Regions from separate parts of the Homo sapiens genome. Here region 2 is linked to region 1. Evidence: read pairs that join two places in POLR2A ChIA-PET (ENCODE). Cell type or tissue: PC-3. All regions are shown on one strand. Links, peaks and the distances in the headings refer to the core of each region. The heading gives the core; the rest is flanking DNA. Region 1 holds the start of LOC124902460 (a long non-coding RNA gene). Region 2 overlaps KAT6B (lysine acetyltransferase 6B).

Region 1 (10,786 bases), core at 1,835-9,834:
CTAGAGAACCAATTCTAGACACTCAAGTGTCTAAAAAGAATGCTCAAGCATTATCTCAGGCACATCCTTTTATAATTCTGAAGTGTCTAGGAGGCTGATTTAATAATCAGAACGCTACTTGTAGAGCAAGTAATCAGGGCAAAGAAAAACAGATCGTCTTGGGCAAAATCTAATCCAGCTTCCTGTGAGACCTAACGTAACATCAGTGCCACAGAGCAGAGAGTACCTGTCTAGAAAAGGTTGTTTGCATCTCCCAGTTTCAGTCTCTCTCTCTCCTAGACAGTGTAGGATATAAAAAGCCAATTCTCTTTGATGCCTCCTTTGCCTAGGCTTCCAAGGAAACTACATATACAAAGGTTTTCAACCCTGGCTATACATTAGAATAGTCTGAAATTTTACAGTGTATTTGTATCAATGTCCATGCCTCATCCTAGGACAACTGAATCAGAATCTCAGAAGAGACAGAAATTTTATATCTGCATTTTTTAAAAAGCTCCCCACGTGATTCTAATGCACAGTGAGGCTTGAGATGCCAAGATGTTTAGAGTATTTAAAGTCATCTAGAGAGTTAATATTGGTGTTGAAATTAAACTCCAAGAATTTCGACAACAAATTCAGTGTTCTTTCCACCATTTCATGCTGCTTTTCCTTGGAGCTAAAGGATGAGTTAATAATGCTATCAAGTTCTAACAGAGATTTAAAGATTTATTATAGATTTTTAAAAAATATTCTTACCATATTTTGGAGACTCACTTATTTCTTTAATTATCAGAAATATATAAATTGTAGATAAATTTGATCAGTTATTTTTAATAATCAAAATTCTGTTTTCTGGCTATTAGATTTTGGTATTATAGACAGATTCTAAGCTTCTAATTAGTATATGTTTTAATATAAAATAACCTATAATTTTTCTTAATATTATATATCTTCAGTCAACACTAGAGCGTGATTTTTCTTTTCAGACAGTTCTGTGTATATGCTTAAACTATATTTTATTCAACTGTATTATGTAGTAATTAGTAGAGGCAACAAGCCAACATCAAATCAAAATGTAATAGATGAAATAAGATGTGTGCAAAGGCACCTCGAAGACTCAATGTTATACAAACCAGAAGCAGAGAAGAAGCAGAATTAGAATGGATGGTCACATAGTGCTCTGCAAGCCTCAGATTAAATAATACTATAAAATGAGGAAGGAAAGAAAGGGATAACAGAAGGAAACTAACATTTATGAATACCTACTACAGGTTAGACCCTGCAGGGTGATTTCATGTGGGATCTCATTTCCTAATTATAACAACAACTGCTTGATCTTTGCCTAGTTGTTTTGAGGGTTCTGCCTGCCTGGACTTCTGTTTTATATTTTCTACCTCTTGAGTCTTCCAAGCTCTCTTCAAAGTAATAGATAATAAAATAAATATAAAACAATAACAGCAGCAGCAGCTACATTTGTTGAATGCTCAGGCACTATTCTGAGCACTTTATCTTTATAATACTATTTAATCCTCACAACACTTTTATGAGGTAGACATTACTATTATCTTCATTTTACACGAGACAATGAAGGCACAGAAAAGTTAAGTGAAGTGACCAAGGTCCTACTTGAAATTGTCCGAGCCAGGATTCAAATTTGGGATTCAAACATTTTGCCAGATTTGCTTTACACAAATTATTTAAATTATTATAATTTAAATGATTTAAAGTCACCTAGAGAGTTAATATTGATGCTGAAATTAAACTCCAAGAATTTTGACAACAAATTCAGTACTCTTTCCATCACTTCATGCTGCTTTTCCTTGGAGCTAAAGGATGGGTTGAAAATAAAGCTACTAAATCCTACCAGAGATTTAAAGAATGATCATAGTGTTTTTTTTGTTTTTGAGATGGAGTTTCGCTCTTGTTGCCCAGGCTGGAGTGCAATGGTACGATCTCGGCTCACCACAACCTCCACCTCCTCGGTTCAAGCAATTCTCCTGCCTCAGCCTCCCGAGTAGCTGGGATTACAGGCATGTGCCACCAAGCCCGGCTAATTTTTTTTTGTATTTTTAGTAGAGACGGGGTTTCTCCATGTTGGTCAGGCTGGTCTCGAACTCCTGACCTCAGGTGATCTGCCTGCCTCGGCCTACCAAAGTGCTGGGATTACAGGCGTGAGTCACCGTGCCTGGCTGATCATAGGTGTTTTTTTTTAAGCATTCATATCTTATTTTGAAGACACTTCTTAACTGTTTAATATAAAGACATTATGATATTCACCATAAATATTTCGGCATCCAGTTGTTATTCATCTTCTAATAATAATGACAACTTCCTAAATAAGTACAATACACATTACCACACCTAAGAAAATTAACCATAATATCTCCCCTAATTGCCCCTCAAATTTATTTTATTTCTGTTTCCTCCAAAAATCAGGATTCAATTTAGGTTCATGTATTACACTTGGTCATCACATCTTGCTAGTGTCTTTTAGTCTAGAACAGTGCCCTAGCTCTTGTTTCTTTTTAGGGGGAGACAAGTTCAGGGTAGTTCTTTGTAGAATAACCTGTATTCTAGATTTACCTAGTTGTTTATTTCCTCTACTCTTAACCACTATACTATGATGTCAAGGGTTAAGATCACAGCTAAACCTAACACAAATCTCCAATCATATGTATTCATGTAGCTACTCAGATGGCTTTGGGGTGTTTCTTAAAACATTAATGGCTTTGTTATGTATCTAAGGCTATATAAACAAACCATTTTCTACTGTCCCTAAGATTATATAACTTCTTTTTCCTACGTAGATGACAAATTCAAATCTAAAGATGCCAAATGAAACTAGCTAATCATTTTAACTTTAAAGAAGTCCAGGCCGGGTGCGGTGGCTCACACCTGTAATTCCAGCACTTTGGGAGGCCGAAGCAGGTGGATCACGAGGTCAGGAGATGAGAGCCTCCTGGCCGACATGGTGAAACACTGTCTCTATTAAAAATACAAAAATTATCTGGGTGTGGTGGTGCATGCCTGTAATCCCAGCTACTTGGGAGACTGAGGCAGGAGAATCACTTGAACCAGGGAGTTGGAGGTTGCAGTGAGCCGAGATCATGCCACTGCACTCCAGCCTGGTGACAGAGCAAGACTCCATCTCAAAACAAACAAAAAAACCCAGAAGTCCAAAAGAGTCACTTGAGCTGGGGACTTCCAGGCTATAGTGAGCTATTACTGCACCTGGGCAACAGAACAAGACCTAGTCTTTAAAAAAAAAAAAATAAGAAGAAGAAGAGGAAGTACAAAGAAGATATAATAAATATCTTTAGAATTAGAAGAAAAGCACACTGGAAAAAAGATCCAGTTGAGATGGTTTTTTTTTAGGTGATTCAGAATACAGAAAGAAGTATGGAGGAAAAGTAGGGCTTCTATATTACGAAAGTGTCAACTTTTGTTAAAAGACCCTTTTGCAGAAGAAGTAATACATTTTCGTCAGTATGTGTCTGAAATTTTGCTATTTAGGCACTAAAACCAATTATATGCATGTATTAATAATGCAATACAAACAGCTGGATAAAAAAGCAAATCTTTTCATCTCAGGCTTGCAACTATTCACTTCCTTTAATCTGTAATCACCCCAAGGCACCAGCCCAGTATCACTGTGTACCACTTCTAATCAATAATTCCCTTCCCCACCCCCTGCCGACCACCCATAGTAACCACAAACCTATCTTCATGATAATCCCTTGTTTTTCTTTATAGCTTTACTACCTAAGCATATATCCATAAACAATATAGTTTAGTTTTCCCTGCATTTGTACTTTATATGAATGGAACAATACCATATGTATTCTTTTAATCTTACACCAATGTAGATTTCAGAATTCACCTGTTATTAAAAATATCTAAGCTGGGTATGGTGGCTCATTTCTGTAATCCCAACACTTTGGGAGGCGAACTCAGGAGGACTGCTTCAGCGAAGAAGTTCAAGACCAGCCTGGGCAACATATGGAGACCTTGTTTTTATTAAAATTTAAAAAAACAGAAGGGCGGGTGCGGTGGCTCACGCCTGTAATCCTAGCACTGTTGGAGGTCGAGGCAGGTGGATCACTTGAGGTCAGGAGTTCCAGACCAGCCTAGCCAACATGGTGAAATGCTGTCTCTACTAAAAATACAAAAATTAGCTGGACGTGGTAGCATGTGCCTGTAATCCCAGCTACTCGGGAGGCTGAGGTAGGAGAATTGCTTGAACCTGGGAGGCGGAGGTTGCAATGAGCCAAGATCGCGCCATTGCACTCCAGCCTAGGTGACAGCGACTCTGTCTCAAAAAAAAAAAAAAAAAAAAATTAAAGAAGAAAAAAAAATCAGAGCCAGATTAATTTTAGAGGGCTGTTAAAACAGTTTTAAGGTTCAAAATAATACAGGGAACGTTAAATAGTCATTTTAATTTGTCAGTAAAGACCGGTAAAGGGTTTATCACCTAGGAAGAGTTAACTGCACTGAATGGGAAAGTATATTCAACCAGAACAAATAAAATATTCTTCAAAGGAAATACAGTGAACAAAAGTACATGTTGTTCCTTAGCATGAACTAGTTAATCCTTTCTGAGTTAAAATGTCTCAAGAGGACTTGTTTATTTAACATTTACATGCTGAATACTGTCTGTCATGTAACTGGGATTATCAGCTATCCATTCAATACCTAGTTAAAATAGTAGGAAGCAGACAGGATGTACAGCTAGAGGATATGTGATGTCAGCAGAGTGTTATTCCTTAAAAAGAATGTACACCCTAACTCACAAACTCAAGTTCTGAACCGTGTTCAGTGCATTTTCAGGAAGTAACAATAAATTAGCTAACATTCATGGCATTTACAGTGTCTGAGGAACTGTTCTACGTGTTTGACTTATATGCCCAAATAATCCTCACAACTATATAAAGTAGGTACTATTAATTTCCTCATTTTATAGATGTGACAACTGATATAAATGGGTTAAGTTCCCCAAGATCAACTTGTACTAGCAAGTAGTACAGAGAACTGTTCAACCTAGGCAATCTCATTTTAAAGTTCATATTCTTACCCATGACAATATACTGCCTCACATGAACTGAGGGCTCTTGTACTTCTGCAAGAACTAAATCTCAAATATAAAATACTAAATATTTTCTAGTTATCAGCAGAAGAATGTATCAAAGTTACATTACATAACAAAGATTTTTTTTTTTTTTTTTTGAGACAGAGTCTCGCTCTGTGCCCAGGCTGGAGTGCGGTGGCGCAATCTCAGCTTATTGCAACCTCTGCCTTCCAGGTTCAAGCGATTCTCCTGTCTCAGCCTCCCGAGTAGTTGGGACTACAGGCACAAGCCGCCTCTCTCCACTAATTTTTGTATTTTTTAGTAGAGACACGTTTTCACCATGCTGGCCAGGCTGGTCTCGAACCGTTGACCTCAGGTGATCTACCCGCCTCGGCTTCCCAAAGTGCTGGGATTACAGGTGTGAGCCACCGTGCGCAGCCTAATGAAGACTTTTTGAATCACAATTTTGCACTGTTCAGTCTCAAACATTTACTAAGTGTCTATTATATAGAGATGCCAGACACTAAGGCACTGAGGATACAATCCGGCCAACCCGGTGGCTCAGGCCTGTAATCTCAGCACTTTGGGAAGCCAAGGCCAGAGGATTGCTTGAGCCTAGGAGTTTGAAATTAGCCTGGGCAACATAGGGAGACCTCATCCCTACAAAAAAAAAAAAAATTAGCCAGCGTGGTGGCACGTGCCTATAGTCCCAGGTCCTCAGGAGGCCAAGGTGGGAAGACCACTTGAGCCTAGGAGGTTATGGCTTCAGTGAGCTATGATCATGCCATTGTACTCCAGCCTGGATGACACAGCAAGATACTGTCTCAAAAAAAAAAAAAAAAAAAAGCAAAAGCACTCATATGTTACATTTATTCATCTATTAAATATTTACTGTACACATACTATATGAAGGGTATTACACTAGGCAATGTGGCATTCATCCAAATGAATCTGAATCAGATCTTGCTCTCAATGATTCTACAGTCTAGAAAGGGATATTAAAGAGAGTCATAATTAGTTCACTCAATCCTCAAAAGACTAATAAAGTGGATATTTATCTAATTTGCTAAAAATTGGAAAGTTAAAGGAGTTGGAAAAGAGAAGTTATTTCCAGTTGGTAAAATCAGAAAAGAGTTCTTGGAAGTGACTTTTGAGCTAAGCGTTAAAGGAGTAGTAAAATTATGTGGATAGAGATGAATAAAGTACAATAGCAAAAATTTAAAAATAAATAAATAGATCAATAAATAAAAATAAAAGTATACTAGCAGAGGAAATTGCATGACCAAAGTATGAAGGCAGGAAACAGTGGTGAACCATCAGTATGTAAAAGGCACAGGGGAATAACAAGATAAAAAGTTGAAAATATAAACTGGGGCCAGATGATGAAAACCTTTTTGTTTTTGTTTTTAGTATAATCTCCACTTTATCTTTTTCCAGAAGATAGTTTTTCTTCAGTCCTTAAGGAGTCGGCTCCTTATACGGACTTTGGTGGAGGTCATGGGGCAGCACTCAAAAGTCTAAGTCAGGTAGACATGTTTGGTCCTTGCAGGCTTTACAAGTTCGATTCTTGACTACCTTTCTGCGAATGGCACAACTCATGTAGTTATGTAGCTTCACATACAGCTTTGGAAGCACATAGGTGCCCAAGGTACTTGTTTCAGAAATGTCCCTGATAGCTGTGGGCTCGACTATGTTTCAAATAATGAACTTTATTTTTTTTTCCTTTTTTTGAGACAGGGCCTCACTATGTCACCCAGGCTGGAGTGCAGTGGCACAATCTTGGCTCACTGCAACCTTTGCCTCCTGAGCTCAAGTGATCCTTCCACCTAAGCCTCCCAAGTAGCTGGGACCACAGGTGTGCACCACAACGCTGGGCTAATTTTTGTACTTTTTTTTGTAGCGATAGGGTTTTGCCATGTTGCCCAGGCTGGTCTCAAACTCCTGGGCTCAAGTGATCCTCCCGTCTCAGCCTCCCAAAATGCTGGGATTACAGGTGTGAACCACCACACCCAGCCTCAAATGATGAACTTCTTAAAAGGCTTGTCCCTGGGCATACATCATGCACAGTTCATGCAGCAAATAGGCTGCATAAGGCAGTAGCCCTTTTAGACACAACAGTTGTTCCTTCTTGGAAACGAGGACCTGAGAGAGCCATGGAAACCTCTGTCAAGTTAAAAACATTCTACACACAATGGGATTCTCTGCAGATAGCTGAAAAAGAGGATGACATAATCAGAGTGTGTTTTAGAAAGAATAATTGGCTAGGTGTGGTGGCTCATACCTATAATCCTAGCACTCTGGTAGCTGGAGGCGGGAGGATCACTTGAGGCCAGGAGTTCAAAACCAGCCTGGGCAACATCGTGAAATCCCATCTCTGTAAAAAACAAACAAACAAAAACAACAACAACAAAAAAATTAGCTGGCTGTGCTGGCATGTGCTTATACTCCCAGCTACTTAGGAAGCTGAGCCATGACTGTGCCATTGCATTCCAGCCTGAGTGACAGAGTGAGACCCCATCTTAGGAAAAAAAAAAAAGAAAAAAAGAAAGAAAAATTGTCTTAAGAGTGTAAAACAGATTGTGAGACAGGATGGAATATAATGACAGACATGAAGACAGAATGAAGGAAACAGCTTCTAAAAAGTAGAGGAACAGAAGAGAGAGCTACTCTTCAGTATGTGTACCGTTTTGCTCTCTAGATTTTTCTGACAGGTACCTTTTTTTTTTTTTTTTTGAGATGGAGTCTCGTTCTGTCACCCAGGCTGGAGTGCAATGGTACCATCTCAACTCACTGCAATCTCCGCCTCCCGGGTTGAAGCAATTCTCCCACCTCAGCCTTCCAAGTAGCTGGAACTACAGGCGTGCGCCACCACGCCTGGCTAATTTTTGTATTTTTACTAGAGACAGGGTTTCACCACGTTGGCCAGACTGCTCTCGAACTCCTGACCTCAAGTGATCTGCCCGTCTTGGCCTCCCAAAGTGCTGGGATTACAGGCATGAGCCATGGTGCCTGGCCTCTGACAGGTACATTTTAAAAAATAAATGGATTTCTGCTTGCAGGAAGATGGAGTAGACATACTTTTTCCTATTACTCTATGGACATTATATATAAAATAAACATAAGAAGACTCTGAGAAATGAAGAGGAAGACTGACTGGCCAGGCACCTTGGGACCCAAGGAACAACACAGTAGTGAGCTCTTTGGGTGTTTTGTTTGTTTATTTTGCCATATATATCCCAAAGTGGATACTAGAGAAGCTAGCAACCTGGAAATGTCAAAGGTGCAGATAAAAAAAGCTCCAAGAAAAAACAAAAGACCGGCTGGGTGCAGTGGCTCACGCCTGTAATCTCAGCACTTTGGGAGGCTGAGGCAGGCGGATCGCTGGAGCTGAAAAGTTTGAGACCACCCTGGGCAACATGGTGAAACTCCGTCTCTACTAAAATACAAAAAATTACCTGGGCGCGGTGGAGTGTGCCTGTAGTCCCAGCTACTCTGAGGCTGAGTAGCTACTCTGAGGCTGAGTAGCTACTCTCAGGCTGAGGCTGGAGAGTCGCTTGAGCCCTGGAGGCAGAGGTTGCAGTGAGCCGAGATCATGCCACTGTACTCCAACCTGGGAGACAGTGAGACTCCACCTCAAAAAAAAAAGAAAGAAAAGAAAAACCAAAGGACCAGAAAAAGAGACAGCCTAGCAAGATGTAAGACTTTTAGACAATAACCCACTCTATTCCAGCCAAACACCACATAAAAAACCAGCCCCATTTCCACTCCCACCCTCACCAGGAAAGGCCAAATGGAGAGCCTTGATTTTTAAGCCTGTCAGGTTATAATCCGGCCATATCTCTCTCCACACCAGGGTGGTATCAGAGAAGACCAAGTAGGGAGCTGGGATTGTCATCATTGTCTAGCAGTAACAAGTCTCTCCCCCTCTCTTAACATGCTGTCAGAGGAGTCCATTTGGGGAACTTGGACTTCAAACCCAAACAGCACTTATGAGGCACCCCTCCTGCTCCTTGCCGAGGTACTACCAGAGGAAGCCTGCTGGAGACTCAGGATTAACACCACTCAGTGGTATATCGGAGGTAACAAAGCCACCCACAACCCTCATCTCCTTTACCCGCCCAACCCCCTGCACAGGGTGGGGTGGGGTGGGGTGGGGTGGGGTGGGGTGGGGTGGGGTGGGGTGAGGTGGGGTGGGAAGCAAGCATGAGGTGTCCATTTCCTTCCCAGCAAGCAAGGTACAAAACTTAACCCTTCTCCACCTGGCACTATGGAGATGGTGTCTGTAGAAGGGCCAATATCCCTCACGAATATAGATGCAAAAATACTTAACCAAATATTAGCAAACAGAATTCAGCAATATATAAAATTAATTATATATCATGACCAAACAGGGTTCATTCCAGGGATGCAAGGCTGGTTCAATATTTGAAAATCAAACAACGTAACTCACCATGTTAACCTGCTAAAGGAGAAAAAACACAGGAGCATATAAATAAAAAAAGCATCTAACAAAATTTTTATCGCAAATACCCATTTATAATACAAATTGTCAGAAAACTGCTAACAGAGGAGGATTTTTTGGGGAAGGGGTAAGAGACGGGGTCTTGCTATGTTGCCCAGGCTAAACTCCACGGCTCAAGCATCCATTCCTGTCAGCCTCCCAAAGTGCTGGGGTGCTGGGTTTACAGGAGAGAGCCACAGTGCCCAGCCAAGAATTTTTTTTTTTTTTTTTTGAGACAGAGTCTCCGTCTATCATTCAGTCTGGAATGCAGTGGCATAATCTCAGCTCACTGCAACCTCTGCCTCCAGGGTTCAAGTGATTCTCATGCCTCAGCCTCCCAAGTAGCTGGGATTACTGGTGCCCCCACCACGCTCAGCTAATTTTTCTATTTTTTTTCTGGAGACAGGGTTTTGCCATGTTGGCCAAGCTGGTCTCGAATGCCTGACCTCAGGTGATCTGCCTGCCTCGGCCTCCCAAAGTGCTGAGATTACAGGCGTGAGCCACTGCGCCCAGCCTATAATTATTTCAAAATAAAAACTGAGAAAATTTTAAAAGAAGCACAATGTCCCAAAAAATAGCAAATATGGTATATGTGTATATTTTTAAATAAATAAATATCAAACTAGTAATATTTACTCCTTGAATGGGCCCTTTCACTGTCTACATTAAAAATTTCTAAAATTTCTATATTCCATACAATAAGAATGTAATACTTATAATCAGAGAGAAAAGGTTTTTTTAAGAAAATGATGTGATATGATTTTGAAAAAAGAAAGAAAATGAAAGCAGTATTATTTTTCACTGTTTGAAGCAAATCTCATTTAAACAGATATAAATAGAAAATTAAGAAAGTCGCTGGGCATGGTGGCTTACTCCTGTAATCCCAGCACTTTGGGAGGCCAAAGAGGGTGGATCACTTGAGGTCAGGAGTTCAAGACCAGCCTGGCCAACATGGTGAAATGCTGTCTCTATTAAAAATACAAAAATTAGCTGGGCATAGTGGTGGATGCCTGTAATCCTAGCTACTTGGGAGGCTGAGGCAGGAGAATCGCTTGAACCTGGGAGGCAGAGGTTGCAGTGAGCCAAGATCGCACCACTGCACTCCAGCCTGGGCGACAAAGTGAGACTCAGTCAAAAAAAAGAAGAAAAAAAAATTAAGAAGGTCAATTAAATTCAATTATTAACCCATATATGCATATACACACTAAGTATATGCATGAGGCAACCAGCAAAACCAGGAA
Region 2 (10,786 bases), core at 1,577-9,576, 220 kb after region 1:
ATTTCTTATAGTTATGAAGACTGAGAAGTCCAAGTTCGAGGGGCCTCACATCTGGTGGGACCTTCCCACTGGTGGGGAAGAATCTGCAGAATCTCATGGTAGTGCAGGGCATCACATGGCAAGAAGCTGAATGTGCTGGTTCAGGTCTCTCATACTCTTCTTATAAAGCCACCAGGTCCACTCCCATGATAACCCATCAGTCCATTAATTCATGAATTAACTCATTAATCTAGTAATCCATGAATGGATTAGTCCATTCATGAAGGCAAAGCCCTGGTGATCCAATCACCTCTTAAAGACTCCACCTCTCAATACTGCCACATTGGGGATTACATTTCAATGTAAGTTTTGGAGGGGACAAATATTCAAAACATAACAATCAGTAATTTTATAAGGTTCAAAGGAATAACTATTGCAATGTTTTGCATTGGAAAAGCCATCATGGCTGGGTGCAGTGGCTCACGCCTGTAATCCCAGCACTTTGGGAGGCCAAGACAGATGCATCACCTGAGGTCAAGAGTTTGAGACCAGCCTGGCCAACATTGTGAAACCCTGTCTCTACTAAAAATACAAAAATTAGGCGGGCATAGTGGTGGGCACTTGTAATCCCAGCTACTTGGGAAGCTGAGGTAGGAGAATTGCTTGAACCCAGGAGGCAGAGGAGGTTGCAGTGAGCCGAGACCATGCCATTGCACTCCAGCCTGGGCAACAACAGTGAAACTCTGCCTCAGAAAAAAAGAAAAAGAAAAAGAAAAAGAAAAAAGAAAAGTCACATGAAGCAAATGACTGCACTGAAGAAAAGCCATCACGAAGCAGTGTGACTGCACTGAAGAACACCAGAATGAATGGAGGTTTTGGGCTCAATATGAAGGATGTACTGCTGACAAACAGGACAGCCAAATCAGAAACTGGAGGTGTCCAGAAGGAACACAGTAACACCCTCTCAAGAGATTTCTGTACTGGCTAGTCTCTAAGACCACCCAATGTTCTGAAAAGTTCCAAATGTTCTGAAAGTTCTTGCCCATTATGTCTAAGCAAATCGTGGTGGGTTTGGCTGGTTCTGTTTGTAGTGAGAGCAGACAACTCTCTGTAGTGAAAGGAATGTATCCTGAAAAGAGAATGGAACAAGAGAAATTCAGGAAGGCAAGAAAATAACTATTTCTACCACTTGCAGCCCACCCGCTGCAGAACTTAAATATCCTGCTTTGATCACAGTGGAATCTCAACTGACGTCTGCAGGCTGGAAGAATGAGCCCTACAAACCAGTGACATAAATTTAAAGGAAGGATTGACAGCACTGCTGAAATGCAGTAAAGGGGTCCAGAAAGGAAGCAGTCACTGGCATGTGGGGACTTAAACTGCAAAGCTGTGACCAGGTAGGTGTGGGATGGGCAGTTTGGGACCTCAAGAGCAGAGGGCACTCCAGAGGCGGACGCTCCAGAAAGGCCCAGCAGGAACAGGAGACAATAAATTTAGCCGGAAAGGGGTCTGGGTGTTAAGTCAGAAAAGTGGACTGAAGCCAAGACTGTAAACCATCCCAACTCCCAAGCTCAGGTTTTCACGAAGAAGTCTGCTCACTCTGGTCTCTTAAGCATAGTTTATAGAGGAAACAGAAGACCAAAGTAAGAAAAGTGGTGATTTCAAAGTAGATAAAAGGGTGGAAATGATTATTTTCTTGCCTTCTTGATTTTCTCTTATCCCATATTCTTTTCAGAATATATTCTTTTCACATCTACCATTCTTCTCTACTCTTACTACAGAGAGAACCAACCAAATCCACCAGAATTTGCTTAAACTAAATATGCACATCTTTCAAATGTCCCAATATTTAGGATCCAGACAAAAATATAAAAAGGGAAAAAAAAGATTTTTTTTTTGAGGTGGAGTCCCTATCACCCAGGCTGGAGTGCAGTGGCACGATCTTGGCTCACCACAACCTTTGCCTCCTGAGTTCAAGCAATTATCCTGCCTCAGCCTCCTGAGTAGCTGGGATTACAGGAGTGCACCACCACGTCCAGCTAGTTTTTGTATTTTTAGTGGAGACGGGGTTTTACCATGTTGGTCAGGCTGGTCTCGAACTCCTGACCTCAGGTGATCCACCTGCCTCGGCCTCCCAAAGTGCTGGGATTTCAGGTGTGAGATACTGTGCCCAGCCAATCCTATGGTTTTCTATTAATCAGTTATTGCTATATTTTTTCCTATTTTTCAGACCAGATTTTGCCATATTTCACTCTTAATGGTGTACAAACCATATTAAAAAGTCTCATCATTTTTATTAAACCAATTTTTCTACATAATCCTCTTTAATGAAAATATACACCTCAGCCGAAATGTGAGAAGGGCAACAACAGCATACACTTTTGAGCCCTTATGTGCAAGACAGTGGCATTGCAAGGCATGGATGGAAGGAGTGGTCCACTCAGAGTGCAGGCAATAGGGAGGGCCTTGTCAGTAGGGAATTTAAAAATAGTAATAAACCGACCAAGAGTCAGTTTGCTTTTTATTATCACCCTACACCGGCAATTCCAGACAATTCTAACTCCTGCCTGCTGGGGCTGACAGCTCCCATCACAGCCCTCTTCTCCTTAATCCACCGCTAGTGCCCAACAACGTATTAAATGCTTTACAGAGACTCTCTTTTAACCCTCATTTTACAGACAAGAAAACAGAGTCTGGCAGACTGAGTTAAATGGGGGAATGAGGATTTACCCTAGGCAGCCCAATTCCCAAGCCCACCTGTTTAACCTGCAGGCCACCACCACTCAGGGAAAAGGAGCAAAAGGCAGCAGAAGCCCAGGGTTGGGTTCAGCTGAGAGGCAACAGCTGAATTTGGATGTCATCGTCTATTAGCCTACCGCCTACCTTTTCCATCAGTCAATCAACAACTGCCTGGAGCTCAGAGAACACTTTCTACTTATTAATTTATTGCCCATTTCTTGACGGTTTCCCTAGAGAGCAGGCAGGTTAACTCTGCCACACACCTAGTCGCTGTGGCCTGAGGCAATGATCTCTCACAACTGACAGGCAATGGCAAAAAACTACCTCATGAAAATATTTTGGACTCCTTGGTGTTCACTTTAATGGGCAAGGACATCTGTGTTTTTTTGTACTGTCAAATTCCCATAATAGAAAAATTTTTAATTGCTTCACTTTTAGACTATCTATGCCTTTTACTGGACATCATCATATTGAGAGAAGGCAGGATATAAATAAGAAATAAAAACCCTTCTTCACTAGCTAATAATTTAACTGTGCAAATAACTCATTTTGTCTCCCCAGTTTCTACATCTAGTAAGTGTAATTTTAAGTTACGTCTTCAAAATTCTAGTGAAGGTAGAAGTTCTCTAACAATCTAAACTCCTTAGACCATCAAACTACAAATAGAGGCCACTGCTGTGAAGACTTCTGAAACTAAGATGAAGAAATTCCTCCTCATCCCATTCCCCAGTTACTAAAGGGGGGAGGATCACAGAAATAAAGGTGTGATTAAGTTCACAAATTTAAATTTTAAAAATCAATACATACTGAATGTGAGAAGAACTATGTAGTCACTTCAGAGATGTGAAATATCCAACCAAGCCTGGACTCCCAAAGACTGGATATATTAACACAGCTAAAGAAAGGAGGTGTCAAACAGAAAGCTGGCCAGTCATCAAGGGATGCTGAGGGGAAAGCAAGTGTGGGAGCAGAATTTTACAATGCCCTCAAGATTTGGGCCCCTGTACAATCTCTCCCTATGAGCATACACAGGGCTAGGCTTTTAAAGGGGGTCAGAGATTGTAAAGACCAAAAGTGTGTGGGAGATTTTCCAGCTGACCTTGAAGAAGCAAAATGCTACATTGTAGAGAGGGCCATGTGGCAGGGCAGCCTCTGGGAGAAGAGGACCTCAGTCTTACAACCATAAGGCACTGAATTCCACCAACAACCAGTGAGCTTATGAGACCACATCCCTGCTGACATTTTGATTTCAGCCTGGTGAGTCCTTGAGCAGGGGACCCAGTTACCTGTGCCTGGACTCATAGAAACTGTGAGATAATATACTTTCATTGTTTTAAGCTGCTAACTTGTGGTTATGTGTTACACTGTAATTGAAAACTAATACAGTGAGTCTCCAGAGAAGCTGGCAGTACCCATCTAAACATTGTCCAGACATAGAGAAGGCCATCCTTGTTGTGAGACAGGTGTTTGATGCCATGGAAACTGTGCTCATCTAACTCATGGTTTGGATGCCATGCTCACTAATACACACCTGGCCTCCTACACAGGTCTGCCTTAAGGGAGATAATGTACTGACCATCCACATGGAGTATCTCAGTCCCTGGAACATTTACTTTTCAGGTAAATAAACAAATAAATATGCTGGCCTCCTGATTCCATACACCAGTTTCTTCAGCTAGGCTCCTGTAAGTCTACCCCTGAGAGACAGCTCCACCCTTGATATCCACAGAAAATCAAGTTAAAATCTGACAAAGCTAAGAATTAGCCAGACCCTGGACTATATTAGTCTTACTGCCACAAACAGTGGCTTAAAACAACACCCATTCATGAGCTCACAGCTGAGTGGGTCAGAAATCCAGTCAGGCTCAGCTGGGTTCTCTGCTTAGGGTCTCACAGAGCCAAAATCAAGGTGTCAGCCAGACTCTGCTCTTATCCATGAGCTCTTAGGAAAAATTCACCTCCAAGCTCGTTTAGGTTGTTAGAATAATTCGGTTCCTAGCGGTTGTAGGACTGAGGTCCCTGTTTCTTTGCTGGCTGCCAGCTGGGGACCATGCTCAGTTTCTAGAAGCTACCCACATTGCTTGGCACATGGTCCCTTTCATCTTCGCAGTCAACATCAAATCCTATTCATGCTTCAGATCACTCTTTCTTCCCACCTGCTGGAGAATATGGTTTCTAAGGGGCTTGTGTGATTAGATCAGCCCACCTGGATAGTCTCCCTCTGCCAAGCAAGGTAGTAGAATCATGGGTGATATCTCAAACATGCATAGGTTCCACCTATACTCAAAGGGGAAGATATAATACAAAGGGCAGGGTCACTGGGGGTCTCTCAGGATTCTGCTACCCACACTGGACCATGGCAATCCGACAAGGTAATGAATGCCACCCTGGGAGGGCTCCTAAAAGAGAAGAGCCAGTCAGCTTCCTACAGGAGACCCTTCATATACCACAATACTGCCAAAATCCCTGTTCGTTTAAAAGCAATTAGCATATTTCCCCGTTGTTTTCCAATATTCTTAGTGCTATACATTGTTACTTTTTCCTTCTTCTGAGCTGGAACCTTATGAATGTATTTTGCCCACTCACAGAAATCAAGTTTCATAAAAATTAAGCAGAAACTATAGACCAAATACTGAACATCTACTAAGTATGAGACAATATGTCAAGTACTGTGAAATATGAAAATAATATTAACTCTTCTCAAAGGAGTTGATAAGTAATGCAAGCCAAAGTGAAGATAATATAACATGATTAATGATGCCACACTTAATATTAGTCAAAAGGAAAGAATTAATAAAAGATTCACACCAAATTACCACAGTTTTTAACGTAGGCCTGACAGCCAGAGTATTCCTACAGATGCCACTGGTAACAAGTAGATATGAAGATCTTTAAAATGTTACCACTATGATTCTAAAATTTTGGGATGTTTACTGTGTATATTATGTTTATGTATAAACAAGCAAAAAAAATCAGAGGAAATACACCAAAGTAGTTTAGCTATTTGAATAGTCGGTTTACAGGAGATTTTAACTGTATTTTTATTAGTTTTTTAAATTTTCTCATTTTTCCCCAGTAAGCATATGGTACTCTTAGAACCAGAAAATATATATCTACACGCATTTATATTGGGCAAATCATGGTATTTGCCCCAACTAATCTTTCCTTCAAGCCAAAAACTGTCTTGTCCACAGCTCCCCCTGCTTTGGAAAGCATGGGCAATTTGGATATGGCACAAAAAAGATCAGGAGAGCCATTCAGACCCAGCTAACTGGAACGTGAACAAGGAAACAAACTTGTTGACAGCAAGACTTAGAGCTGAAAGGATACAAGAGAGCTGAAACTACCAAGAGCCCCTGCAAACTGATGGCATGAGAGAACAGAAATGATTAGTAAAGAGGAGCTATGGGCTAGAGAGAAGTACACGAAACAGAGATTGAGGGAGCCAACAGAAGAAAGGAGAGAGCAGACAGGCTATCGTGCAGAGGACGCCCAAGACAGAGACAGAGAAAAGCAGGGACGGATGGGTGGGTGGAGGGATGGGTGGACAGGAGGACAAGGAGAGCCAGAGTGAGTATGCAGTCCTCCTAGCACTTCTTTGATTTCTGACAAGTTTCCAGCTCTCTTTTTAACAAATGATTTTCCATTCCTTTCAACCAAAATGAGCCTAATCAAAATGACATTAAAAACATTACTTCTATATGTCTAAAAATTAAAATAAAAGTTTTTAAAGATCTTCTAAAAGACACTTTCTTAATTTAGATTTGTTTTTACTTCTTCAAATCCCAGTTCCTCCCCACAAACTGATGAGAATCTCTGAATCTCTCCAACCCCAGCACTCACAAACAGAACAATCCCAGTCAGAAGAGGATTTGCCTATTAGCGACACTATCTCCACCAAGACAGCAGCCTTATTAAATTACAACTGTTTGAACAAGGTCAAGCACTCAGAGTTTAATTCAAAGTGTTTCCAGGTATAATGCTGTCAGGTCAACTTAAACAAGCCAACAGAGGCTTGGAGGCTGATTAAATATTAAAACAGAATCTTTCACATCTGTTTTTACCCAAGGATGAAATTACTGTACATCACTTCAATCAGCTCATTAATACACTACACACACATCTTGCCTCAAAGGTTACAGGAATATCAATGCTTCAGAGGCCTGCAGTGAAACCTGCCCACACAGCCAGAAGTGAGGTCACTACATACTTTACAGAACGTCAATATTTCTTTATAAAATGTGAGAGATAATCAGTTAGACATAGACACATTTTAAATTAAAGCATGAAAACCTCCGTGAAGTTAAGCCAGTTGCTTTTGATCTGAACCTTTTCATCATTCATTCAGTTGGCTTTGACAGGTAACTGGATAGCATACGTTGAGCAAAAATTTTGATTCAACGGTAATTATTTTATAAAATGGAGGGTTGTCACATCCAAGTAGAGGGTCATGGTGATCACATTTTTTAACTTATAAAAGCACAAATATAAAATATAAAAGATATTTTAAGTGTAAAAGATATTTAAGATTTTATACTTAAAATATCTTTTATATATATAAACATTTCAAAGGACACACACTTAGGACACTCAAGAATATATACTTTCATGGAGTATTAGGTGAATGAGCAGTTGAGAATTTTCTGCTTTTAAAACTCCTATAACAAGGAATGACACCTGGACAAACAGTCAAGAATCACTTAGAATAGGTCTCTGTTTAACCCCCACTCCCCCAACATTTGCACTCAATGAATAATTCTTACGCTGTTTTGTAGCACTATGTGGTAGGCAGTGATAGCTATTGGCTGGGACTGCTATGCACATTTCCCACCCATGCCTCTTCTTCTGGTATATCACCCCCTTTCATCTGGGAACCTCGCTAGTCCTTGACAGTTGTCAAACACAGTGCCCTCACCCCCTAGCCAGTTGAGTGAGCACACTCTTCAAACCACAGTCCTCATGACCTGGGTGACAGTCTAAAGCATGGGCACATGCCTCCAACAGGCTGCTCCTACACGTGCGCTGGAAAAGAAAAGTCTTTGGGGTTGCCCACCTGGCAGAAGGTATGGGCAGCCATTTTCCCACCCCCAACAAGACAGCCAACAAGCAAAACGCAAAACCTACTCGCAGACAGAGTGAGCAGAGCTCAAGATGTACAAAAACAGCACTGACCACATCCTCTGAGCAACTGGAGCCAACTGGGCCCAATCCACCTCTACTTTCTGTTTTGAACATTAGGTGTCTCTAGCTAAGTCTGATATGAATTAATTAATAATATATTTCAATAAGATATTTTAAATTAGTTCAATATAGACAAGGATGACAAATTTTAAATATTTAACATTTGACTAAAAATAATTGTGTTAGTATCAATGTTACTTGTGAGATGTTTCATTGTGATACTGCCCTAAGGTCACTTAATTAATGTTAACATTATCTGTGTTTAGGTATGTTAGTAATAAAAAAAATCAGAAAAGTTATTCTGACCCAAAGTACAGATAAAATCACACTTTGCTCTAAGAATCCTACTGACCTCTCTTTTTTCTGAAGTTCTACAGAACTTACTTATACACTATAGAACACTTACCTAGAGATTTTAATCTTGCACTGCTTTCTTACTGTTTCATGTGTAATTGATTTAAAGTTTTATTAATTGTTTTGCTATGTTAAAAACAATAAAGTTTGCTTAAATATAAGGTATTTCAAATTAGTTCAATATAGACTAGGATGACAAATTTTAACTATTTAACATTTGACCAAAAATAATGATGTTGGTATCAATGTTATTTGTGAGATCTGTTTCATGGTAATACTGCCCTAAGGTCACTTACTTACTCAGGAGTAGAGGACAAACTTACACCCAAAAAAGGGTGACTATTGAGTAACAAAACCTTCAAAACCCAACTTAAACACTGCAGGCTAAGGAAAAATTATTCAAGAACCATTTGTGAGATGCTGGAGTTTTAAAAATTCATTTAGAGGTCGGGCGCGGTGGCTCATGCCTGTAATCCCAGCACTTTGACAGGCTAAGGTGGGTGGATCACCAGAGGTCAGGAGTTCGAGACCAGCCTGGCCAACGTGGTGAAACCCCATCTCTACTAAAAATATACAAAATTAGCCAGGCATGGTGGCAGGCGCCTGTAATCCCAGCTACTGGGGAGGGTGAGGCAGGAGAATCCCTTGAACCCAAGAGGCAGAAGTTGCATGAGCCGAGATCGCGCCATTGCATTCTAGCCTGACTGACAAGAAAGAAACTCCGTCTCAAATAATAATAATAATAATAATAATAATAATAATAATAATAATTCATTTAGAATTTTAGAAATAGTTGTTTCCATGAGTACATGAAAAACATTTTATTTCTTTGAATTCATTGATACTATTTTTTTTTTTTGAGATGGAGTACTGCTCTGTCACCCAGGCTGGAGTGCAGTGGCGCAATCTCAGCTCACTGCAACCTCCGCCTCTTGGGTTCAAGCAACTTTCTTGCCTCAGCCTCCCAAGTAGCTGAGATTACAGGTGCCTGCCACCATGCTCGGCTATTTTTTTTTTTTTTTGTATTTTTAGTACAGACGGGGGTTTCACCATGTTGGCCAGGCTGGTTTTGAACTCCTGACCTCAAGTGATCCACCCACCTCAGCCTCCCAGAGTGCTAGGATTACAGGAATGAGCCACCGTGCCCAGCCGGTTGATTCTAAATAAAGGAATGATTTGGGAGATGAAACTCAAAGTTTCATTTCCCCTCCCCCAGGATATGATTACATTTGAAACTGAAGGTGACTGTAAGCACAGAACTGTCTTAGCCTTCTTTCTTCTGCTATAGCACAGTAATAGTATTTCAGTAGGAAAACCATGGGACACAGAGCCAGGACACCCAAGTGGAAGTTCTTTCTCTGTCACTGACTGGCCTTGTGAAAATAAAACAGACAGTTCAAAACTTCTTTTGAACCTGTTCTCTTAACTGCATGAGACTAACGCCCACATTATCCACTATATAAGAGGGCAGTGAATAGGAATTTGAGGCTATGGTGAGCAATGATCAGCCACTGCGCTCCAGCCTTGAGCAACAGAGTAAGACCCTATTCCCTTAAAAAAAAAAAATTGTAGAAAGAAGGCAGTGAAGACCCACTGAGACAATGTTAGAAAAAACAAAACCAGTATCATGAGTTTGTGTCATGTGCTATGTGCAAACATGATCTTAGTCATCTTCTAAGGAGAAAACAAAGCTCAAAAAGGCTACTCCTAACTTGTGCAAAGTCATAGCACAGGTAGAAGCAGCAGCTCAGTCCAAAGCCCACATCCTTCCCCTCACCACACTGCCTCCAGTAACTGCAGAACAAGGAAGCTGTACTCCTGGACCCACTGAGGATCCAAATCCTAGGTGCTTTTCCCTTTTTGTACCAATGCCTTTCACGTTTGTTTAAAAAGTAAACATTCTACAATAAACACTTTGTTGCTGTTTTTTTTTTAACTAAAGAAACATATAGATTTATTGTTGACAAAGAAAAATTCCAGCAAACACATATAAGGGCCTATGGTGTTTTGCTGAACAAAATAATTTAAAAGTGTGCTTGTCTGTTATGCTTGCTATGGCTAAAATTCCTAATTTAACATGGCAAAAATAATCTGCAAATGAATTATAGCTAATTGCCTATGGCGTTTTCAAGTTCTAAAGAATGAAACAGCCCCCAAAATTTCAATTTTTAGAGCCATAGATTCCTGTTTATAGATTCCTAGTGTTCATTTACTGAGCGTAAGCAGTTATGAAGACATTTAAATTTTTAATAGGATGTACTTCTTTAAAGAAAAGCTGAAACTTCCTGTTTAGTGATTTAATCATGACACAAGGTGAAAGTATTTAAAAATCAAGTATCTATTGGATGAAGTTCACTGCTAAGACACAGAATAGATGCTGGCCCCATCTTTTATATTCTGTAGGATGCAAACTACATGCCTTGCTAGGGGGTAACATAAAAAAGAAAGTCACCTGGTAGTGGTGACTTACTGAATTTTCTCTGCCCGTAAAGTTTAATGCAGGTAAAATGACTTAATTAACTAATGGGGCTGA

What was found. ChIA-PET counts read pairs that join two places held together with the same protein. Peaks named below come from ENCODE experiments on the same cell type or tissue, not always from the same donor. Only the 100,000 strongest peaks of a DNase experiment are listed, where the experiment ranks them.
Region 2: POLR2A ChIA-PET joins it to region 1 with 5 read pairs; 2 of 35 experiments call an interaction of 5 or more read pairs at or near these places.

What each region holds. Positions count from the first base shown.
Region 1 is chr10:75,121,604-75,132,389 of GRCh38, reverse strand. All of the region lies in intron 1 of SAMD8 (sterile alpha motif domain containing 8), which reads right to left. It overlaps LOC124902460 (a long non-coding RNA gene), which reads left to right and starts at 8,691. Exons shown (of 3, transcript XR_007062202.1): 1 at 8,691-8,739; 2 at 8,989-9,123. It also overlaps the pseudogene RPS26P42. In PC-3, for the core only: no CTCF peak of the experiment used is centred there; a DNase peak (open chromatin) is centred at 5,939; H3K27ac peaks cover 778 bases.
Region 2 is chr10:74,897,487-74,908,272 of GRCh38, reverse strand. All of the region lies in intron 3 of KAT6B (lysine acetyltransferase 6B), which reads right to left. Among named protein-coding and RNA genes, the nearest start is that of KAT6B, 76 kb to the right of the region's middle. RefSeq lists a silencer at 756-956. In PC-3, for the core only: no CTCF peak of the experiment used is centred there; no DNase peak of the experiment used is centred there; H3K27ac peaks cover 215 bases.